2 separate regions of the Mus musculus genome follow, and region 1 is linked to region 2. Evidence: chromatin loops called from intact Hi-C (ENCODE). Cell type or tissue: heart. All regions are shown on one strand. Links, peaks and the distances in the headings refer to the core of each region. The heading gives the core; the rest is flanking DNA. Region 1 overlaps Uxs1 (UDP-glucuronate decarboxylase 1). Region 2 has its middle 31 kb from the start of Tpp2.

The links. Peaks named below come from ENCODE experiments on the same cell type or tissue, not always from the same donor. Only the 100,000 strongest peaks of a DNase experiment are listed, where the experiment ranks them.
Region 1: a loop joins it to region 2, with 6 times the contacts of the local background. A loop is called at or near these places in 19 of 42 quality-filtered maps.

What each region holds. Positions count from the first base shown.
Region 1 is chr1:43,758,282-43,762,682 of GRCm38, reverse strand. It overlaps Uxs1 (UDP-glucuronate decarboxylase 1), which reads left to right. Exons shown (of 15, transcript NM_026430.4): 11 at 2,119-2,162. Among named protein-coding and RNA genes, the nearest start is that of Ecrg4, 30 kb to the right of the region's middle. In heart, for the core only: a CTCF peak has its summit at 2,379 (motif pointing left); no DNase peak of the experiment used is centred there.
Region 2 is chr1:43,901,080-43,905,480 of GRCm38, reverse strand. It overlaps the pseudogene Gm8241 and the pseudogene Gm26352. Among named protein-coding and RNA genes, the nearest start is that of Tpp2, 31 kb to the left of the region's middle. In heart, for the core only: a CTCF peak has its summit at 2,511 (motif pointing left); no DNase peak of the experiment used is centred there; H3K27me3 peaks cover 216 bases.

The sequences.
Region 1 (4,401 bases), core at 173-4,172, 140 kb after region 2:
ATTTTGAGTCTCCAGAATCTCCTTAAATCTCTCTCATCTTGTAAAGTGCAGCTAGAGGGACCATGTAGACACCAGAGTGTAATGCTGTGCAGACTCAAGAGTATAGCTGAGCACCTACTCTGCCTGGCCTGTGGACAAGGAGTAGCTTCTGCCCCGTAGGCAGGCAGGCAGGTCTGTGAGCCAAGAGGGCACATTCACTCTCATCATCAAGGCAGTAAGTGCCTTTCAAGGCTCTGTCCTCATTGCTCCTTTGCTGAGATTTGCTCCGGCAGTTTCTGGATCCTGTCAGCAGACATCTCGATATGTAGTACTGTTTTGCCTTTTCTCGTGAGCCTTCCATCCTCAGGTAGAACCTAAAAACATACATCTCTGAGCTAGGCATGCATGGTCAGTGTTGAACAGAGCAAGCAGGATTTTAAATTGCGTCTCGACAGCATGACAGTCTGGGTGAATTCTCAGTCTTGAACCAAGATCTTGCAGATCAGAAGTGAAATATCTGTGATAGTAATCCTGGGGACTTGGGAGTCTCTCTGAGTGTGTACTACATAGATCTGAGCCTTGGCTACACCTCAGAATCATTCCAGGAGCTTGAAAGTAGTAAGCTTTGTCCCCCCCACCCCCACATCAACTAAATCCAGCTGTGGCTGGTACTCAGGAATTGGTATTTTTAGGGCAGTAGAAATACAACTGTATAGCCCTAGACTGAACCGTTATGCAGACAGACCTAGTCAGATAGGAAGGGTTGGTGGTCTCACAAGAAATAGTTTATCCTACTCACCAGGACCACCTGCTTCCCATTATAAATTGATTTAACTGCTGATTCCTGCCATGGTGGAATTTTTATGAGTGTTCAGGTCCTCTGACTGAGTTCTTGGTTTAGAGGGACCAAGGCTGTTCTAAATCTGTCATCCTATCAGTCATCTAGAGGATCTTAGCTTGATCTTAGCTATATGTTGGAAGTCCCTCAGAGCCAGCTGTACAAATATGAACAAGTCTGGCCCACAGTTTACCAGCCTATCTAGGCAGAATTCTACCACTTATAATAGTCATCCATGTTGGAGAGCTTCCACTGAATATTCGTCACATTATTTGTGTGTAAGGTCTGTCTGTTGCACAAATAGAGTCCAGGATTGCAGTTCCCAGGGTTTTACATGCCTGACAAACAGTAAGACATGGATAGAAGCCGGTTCTTGGACACAGTCTTTTGAAGAAAAACTTGATATATGTGTACACACTCATAGTAAGTATCAGTGCTGAAGTACAGAATATAAGATGTGCTCAAAATGTTCTCATTTTCCTTAATAATTTAATTAAAATACAATTATATCATTTCCTTCCTTTCCCTTCCCTCAATCCTTCCTGTATCATCTTCCTCCAGTATTTCCCATTCCCCTTTACTCCCTTTTAAATTTATAGCCTCTTTTCCTTTGATTATGTTTATTGTTGTTATTATTATTAATTATTATTATTGTTGTTAAACATACAAACATTTAAATACATAAATACACTTTCTGAGTCCATTCCGTGTTGCTTATGTGTATATGATTTCAGAGCTGACTGATCACTTGGTATTGTGTAACTAATTAAGGGGCCCATCCCTGGGAAGACTAATTGTCCCTCTCTGAGTAGTTGTTAGTTACCTGTCGTTCTTTTTCTAGGTTTCAAGCCTTATTAACATGTTGTCACTGGATCTTGTTCAGCAGCCACACTGTTGCAGTACTATGGGTGTATCTTCTTGTCATTTCTTTGAGACACAGTCTCATCTCACAGCAGATTTCCTCTGGCTCTCAGAAGTCTGCCATCCTCTTGTCCATAATGTTCCCTGAGCCTTGGGTAGAGAAATTGTGCTGTAGATGTATGGTGAGGGTGAGCACTCCATGATCAGTTCTCTGTATTTTGGCCACTTGTGGTTTTCTGGGATAGATTCTGTCTGATGCAATGAGAAGCTCCTTTGACGAGGTATGAAAGTTAGAGGGTTTGTAAACCTTAAATTGTTGTAAGCCCATGTCAGTGCTTCTTCAAGGACGGGTTCTGAAGTCAGACCCACGGGATTCCAAGGAGCCCTACTAATAGTGCCAGGGTGTTTTTTCTCAAGTCTAACTCTTGGTTTCCTTCTAGGTCTATGGCTCTGGGTCTCAGACACGGGCATTCCAGTACGTAAGGTAAGGCTCCTGTCATTGTCCTTGGTTCTGAGTAGAAGGCAGCAGTAACTGTGTATTGTACTGTGTATTCTACATGCTGGTTACTTCCACAGCTCACCTGTGCACTAAGCCAATTTTAATATTTGATTGGGAACTTCTTGCTTCTCTGTTTAGAAGATAAAGTTGATTTTGATCCACTATTTCTGTGATTCCTGGCTAATCTTTTACTGCCACCTAGTGTTGCATAGATAAAAGTTATCCAGCACTGAGGGGAGCTTGAATAATTAATGCTGCAGGCCAATTAGTCACCCATCAAACCTGCAGGTTCAGATGTCTGACCAACTTTTGAAAACATAGCTCTTTATCATGGAGAAGTCTTTAAGAATATAAGGTAAGAGTGTCTTAATGGTGATCCTGTCTTGAAGCTGAGGCAGGCTCATATTCCTTAATACTTTTGCTTGATGACTTTTATTGTTGTCTTTGGAATTCTACCTAGAATTTTGTTGGTCAGCACAGTTGGTAATGATATCCACTTACCACACTGAAGCACCTTCCACATTTACATAGCTGTTACGAACTCCATGGAGATTTCCAAATCCTTGGTCATTGTAAAACCTAGTTCTGTATTTTAACACATGTACTTTTGCTCTTAAATGCAAATACCTCAAATGTATGTTGGCCAGGAAATGCCACCCCAGGTGTCTTAGAGCCTTCCCAGGGTACTGTAGAGTAAGGTGTTAGCTATCAGTGCAGGTCTGAGCAACTTCCAGCCTCAGCCTGAGCGACCATGTCTCATTAGATAAGGAGCATAATAGAAGTCACTTAGAAAAATGGAAATCCTGCTTTATTTTTTTCTCGAAAGTTAAAATAACTAGAGTAGACATTTCTCTGTGCGCACCTTTAATCCCAGCGCTCAGGAGACAGAAGCAGGCGAATTTCTGAGTTTGAGGCCAGCCTGGTCTACAAAGTGAGTTCCAGGACAGCCAGGGCTATACAGAGAAACCCTGTCTCGAAAAACCAAAAAAAAAAAAAAAAAAAAAAAAAAGTACGCAAACTCTTAAATGAGATACAGAAGAAGCTGTTAATAAATGCATACCACAGTCAGTGTTCATTTCCTGAAGTGAAAGTTAGCTGATCATGTGTTGCCCAATAGGTTAGCTTATTCCAAGAGACAGTTTCACAGGGAGAAATTGTCTATCCCTCCCTCAGGACAGTTTCTGTTTTAGAGGGCAAAGCTTGGACTGTGTGCTTGGAGAAATCTACTGGGGCTCATTTCTGTAGCTGTGTATTGAACCATCTCTTCATAATAATAATAACAATGTGTTTTCATCCCATCCCCCTTCACCCACCCCTCAGTCATGCACTTCCAAGGAGATCTTAATGTCTTCAAGTACAGAGATTCAACCTTGAACTCAGGGCCTCAGACTTTCTCATCTTCTCCCACCATAAGACTGGATGTAATGCACGGGGCGGACACTGGGTAGAACCCTGTCTCCTTCCTGGTTTCAGTGGCCTCTCATACAAAATTAAGTGGCCTCAGATACATTTGGTGGGGGAAAAAGGTAGATGATTAAAATACTTTAAGAATTCAGCAATGCCTATGCTGGGTACCATCCCAGCTGGAACAAAACACCTGGCACCAGGCCTCATGGCCACAGCTCACACACCTAGTAGCTGTGATCTGCATGGTCACCTCCTATACCTACCTGATACCTTGGAAAGAGGATGTAAGTAGTTTCCCTCTTCATAGATGTGAACTCTTTCAGCAGAGCCTTTTTCTGCAATGCTGCCATTGTCTTGGTATCTGAGATCACCGGGATGTAGGCACATTGTAGGTCAGTTTCCTGATGAACACTGTTTAGTAGAGAACTGACCAAAGTTTGGCTATTTTTGACATATCCCCTACCCTTTTAAAAAACTGATTTTTTTTTTTTAAACTTCCCAGTAAAAGAGTACAGTGTTCAATCTGTAGTTACTGTCCTTGGTTAATTGTCCCCAGAGCCACAATTGCCTCAGCAGCACTACAGGGACCTAAGGCCTACATGGTCACCTGCATTCGCATCTGGCATGACATGTCTGATACTTTCATAGCTGGGTTGTGTCCTCATTCACATAACAAAGGCATGTTATATATTTCTTAAAAGTCACTTTGTCAAAATGACACTTTTAAGAGCTTCAGGCTGAATGAGTATGACTTACACAATTTTGACTTTAAAAGTTGCCAACCTGTTACATACAAGGTGCATGGCCCTCCCTCCTC
Region 2 (4,401 bases), core at 110-4,109:
TTAGATTTGGGAAGTTTTCTTCAATAATTTTGTTGAAGATGTTTGCTGGTCCTTTGAGTTGAAAATCTTCATTCTCATCCACTCCTATTATGCGTAGGTTTGGTCTTCTCATTGTGTCCTGGATTTCCTGGATGTTTTGAGTTAGGATCCTTTTGCATTTTCCATTTTCTTTGACTGTTGTGTCGATGTTCTCTATGGAATCTTCTGCACCTGAGATTCTCTCTTCCATTTCTTGTATTCTGTTGCTGATGCTCAAATCTATGGTTCCAGATTTCTTTCCTAGGGTTTCTATCTCCAGCGTTGCCTCACTTTGGGTTTTCTTTATTGTGTCTACTTCCCTTTTTAGGTCTAGTATGGTTTTGTTCATTTCTATCACCTGTTTGGATGTGTTTTCCTGTTTTTCTATAAGGACTTCTACCTGTTTGGTTGTGTTTTCCTGTTTTTCTTTAAGGACTTGTAACTCTTTAGCAGTGTTCTCCTGTATTTCCTTAAGTGAGTTATTAAATTCCTTCTTTATGTCCTCTACCATCATCATGAGAAATGCTTTTAAATCCAGGTCTACCTTTTCAGGTGTGTTAGGATGTCCTGGACTGGGCGAAGTGGGAGTGCTGGGTTCTGATGATGGTGAGTGGTCTTGGTTCCTGTTAGTAGGATTCTTACGTTTACCTTTCGCCATCTGGCAATCTCTGGAGTTAGTTGTTATAGTTGTCTTTGTTTAGAGATTGTTCCTCTGTTGCTTTTGTTACCCTCTATCAGCAGACGTGGGAGACTAGCTCTCTCCTCTGAGTTTCAGTGGTCAGAGCAGTCTCTGCAGGCAAGCTCTCCTCTTTCAGGGAAGGTGCACAGTTATCTGGTGTTTGCACCTCCTCCTGGCTGAAGATGAAGGCCCAAAACAGGATCTTTCCCAGAAGCTGTGTTGCTTTGGCCAGGAAGGTGGTCGGTTGTCTGGAGCCAAAGGTGGCGCCACCTCAGAAGCTCTGTGGCTCTCTCCAGGAAGGTGGTCGGTTGTCTCTACCCAATTCTTTCTATGAAACCACAGTTACACTTGTACCTAAACCACAAAAAGACCCAACAAAGAAAGAACACTACAGACCAGTTTCCCTTATGAATATCAATGCAAAAATACTCAATAAAATTCTCCCAAGTTGAATCCAAGAACACATCAAATGATCATCCTCCATGATCAAGTAGGATTCATCCTAGGGCTGCACAAATGGTTCAGTATATGAAAATCCATCCATGTAATCCACTATAAAAACAAACTCAAAGAAAAAGATCATCTCATTAGATGCAGAAAAAGCCAGTGACAAAATACAACACCCATTCATGTTGAAGGTATTGGAGAAAGAAGGAATTGAGGGCGCATACCTAAATATAATAAAAGCAATAAAAAGCAAACCAATAGCCAACATCAAACTAAATGGGGAGAAATTCAAAGCAATCCCATTAAAATCAGGAACTAGACAAGGCTGCCCACTCTCTCCTTACCTATTAAATATTGTCCTCAAATTCTAGCCAGAGCAATTAGACAACAAAAAGAGATCAAAGGGACACAAATTGGAAGGGAGGAAGTCAAGATAACACTATTTGCAGATGATATGATAGTATACATAAGGGACCCACAAAATTCACCCAGAGAACTCCTACAGCTGATAAACAACTTCAGCAAAGTGACTGGATATAAAATTAACTCAAGCAAATCAGTAGCCTTCCTCTACTCAAAGGATAAGAAGGTTGAGAAAGAAATTAGGGAAACAACACCCTTCACAATAGACACAAATAATATAAAATATTTTGGTGTGACTCTAACCAAGCAAGTGAAAGATGTAAATGACAAGACCTTCAAATTCCTGAAGAAAGAAATCAAAGAAGAATTCTGAAGATGGAAAGATCTCCCATGCTCATGGATTGGCAGGATTAAAATAGTAAAAATGGCTATCTTATCAAAAGCAATCTACAGATTCAATGCAATCCCCATCAAAATTCCAACTCAGTTCTTCACAGAGTTAGAAAGAGCTGATGTGATCCCTGGTGGTAGCCTAGGCCAGGACCCCACATGGCCTCATGTAGCATCACCTACTACTCACATGAGGTTGGTCCTCACTATTCTTGAGTCTCCAGTTCTCTCTCTCTCTCTCTCTCTGTCTAATCACTGTGCCCATATCCTTCTGTTTCTCTTTCTCTTCCATTCTCCGTGACTTACTTTCTCCTCTTAGTGATGGTCTGGGTCGCTGAGTACTTGGAGTCATCTCAGAATTGGTCTCAGGTGTGCTATGCCCCACTCATGTACTGTGTAGGCGTCAACTCTGGCATGGTCTGAACATTCAGGCCTGCATGGCGCCAGACTAGTGGTGACCACAGTCTAGCTCTCTGTCTGGGAACCCTGGTGATAGACCGGTCTTTGATCTCAGGCTTACTTTTTTCCAGGGATTTTAGGCTACTAATCATTCAGATGTTCATAGGTCAGAACACTGAAAGTAGACATAGCATGTGTCCTCTCTGCCACCTACTGACACAAAAGTGACAAAGCAGCCAAACCTGAAATGAAATAATCCTTTTTTTTTTAATGTTCTAGTGATACTTTGTTAATTGAGTGAGAAATTATTCCTAATCAGGATTTGCACTAGCCATGCTTGAGTTCATGCTAGATAAGAGTTTATACTATGTGATAAGAAGAATGGACATGAAAAAGTTTATCCTAGGCTAAAATAATGTAATGCTGGACTTTCTTGGGCCCACTAGTGGTCTAAATAATGACATGAATACTTTTAATACAGTTTAAAGCTTAGGCCTTCTGCTACTGTTTAAACTTAACCTGACTGTTCTAGCCAACAACCCACCACATGGCTAGCTCTATACCTCCTGGCCCCTCTGAAGTCAGTATCAGTTCCCTTTCTTCCTTGCTTTCAAATTTCTTCCTTCAGCTTGCCTTCCCCTATGGTATACTCTTTGCCTGGAAATTTTATCTTCATATTTCCTGCCCCAGCTATCAGTCCTCAGCTCTTTCTTAGAACCAATCGGCAGTGAGACAACACTTGGTAAATCTTAAATAGCCTTTAGGCAACTGAGAAAGGACAAACATTTACAAAATTGAAAACCAGGTGATGGATCATAGAAATTACAATAGCAAATCCTACTGGCACTTAGCTCTCTGCCAGTATAGAACTAACAATTTAAAATACAGAGACACACCTTAACACCATGTTAAGAAGGACATCTCCAAAATAATAGCTGTGTTGGAATAATAGATTCAATATTGAAGGCCTCTCCCAAGCAGCCTAGAGTAGTGTTCCAATTTCATTGGCTATCATGATACATTTTAAGAGTTTGACAGCAAACTGGATTCACATTTTTTAATTTGAGAGGTAGGTTTGCATACCACTTTTGCATTTTGGACAGGTCATAGGATGTCATGATTCCTCATGGGGCAGTTGTGTTTCCTAGATATCAACACAGATGCCAAATATTAATTGGAACTGAAATGTGGATACTGTATGGAGCAATTGAGATGAGGTATAAGACACTCTGTATACAAGACATAAACAACTGGTAGATTTAACCCTTACAGTTATTTCAACAGAAAGCAAATATGTAAATTACCTTGTACGAGCTTTCACAGTCGAGGGAAAGGATGTGCAGGGAGCGGTCAGCACCAGTGCAGGGAGCTAACCCAAACTGTCCAACTCTTCAGTAACAGCCTTTCACCAAGGGCCTTCTCCAGACTGCCCAGCACCGCACTGTGTGTTAAGACACAGACCCACTGCCTGCCCATACCACAAGTAAGCACATCCATCCTCCCCAGGGACGGTTAATGGAGCAATCAGTGTCCAAGGGGCACTAACCAGGTCTAAAACTGCTCAGCACCAGGATGAGAAGGATCAATAGCTTTTTGCTTGCAAAGCCTGAAGTGGAAATTGCTTAGCTTAATTTTGCGACTAAATTCATCTTCAAAAGGTTTACAAAAAACGCTGGGGACTTAGCTCCATGGGTGGCAGCGTGAGAGAACCTTATAGGACCTACTGAACTGACCTGGAAGGAAGCACTGTAAATCACTAGAGGCGATATGCCGGTTCCTTGCTTCCTAGCTTCAGGTGGCAATCCCTCTGTCTTCCCTCCATTTGTCCCTGACTCAGTGCTGTCAGGAGCTCCTTGTTCTACTCTGACAACCTTTAAGCCATTTAGCCACCTAACCACCTAGCTGCCTGACCTATGGCTCACTGAACTAAGACAGAATCAGGTACCATTTTGCAGGTATAAAGAAGTATTTATCACTTGAGATTTCAATCAGTGAGAAGATACTAGAATATGTTTCCTGAGGTAAACACAAGCCTTAAAGAATGGTGTACAGCGTACAGAAGGACAGCAGCCTTATCCTCAGCATCTGGACTCGTAAGTTAACAG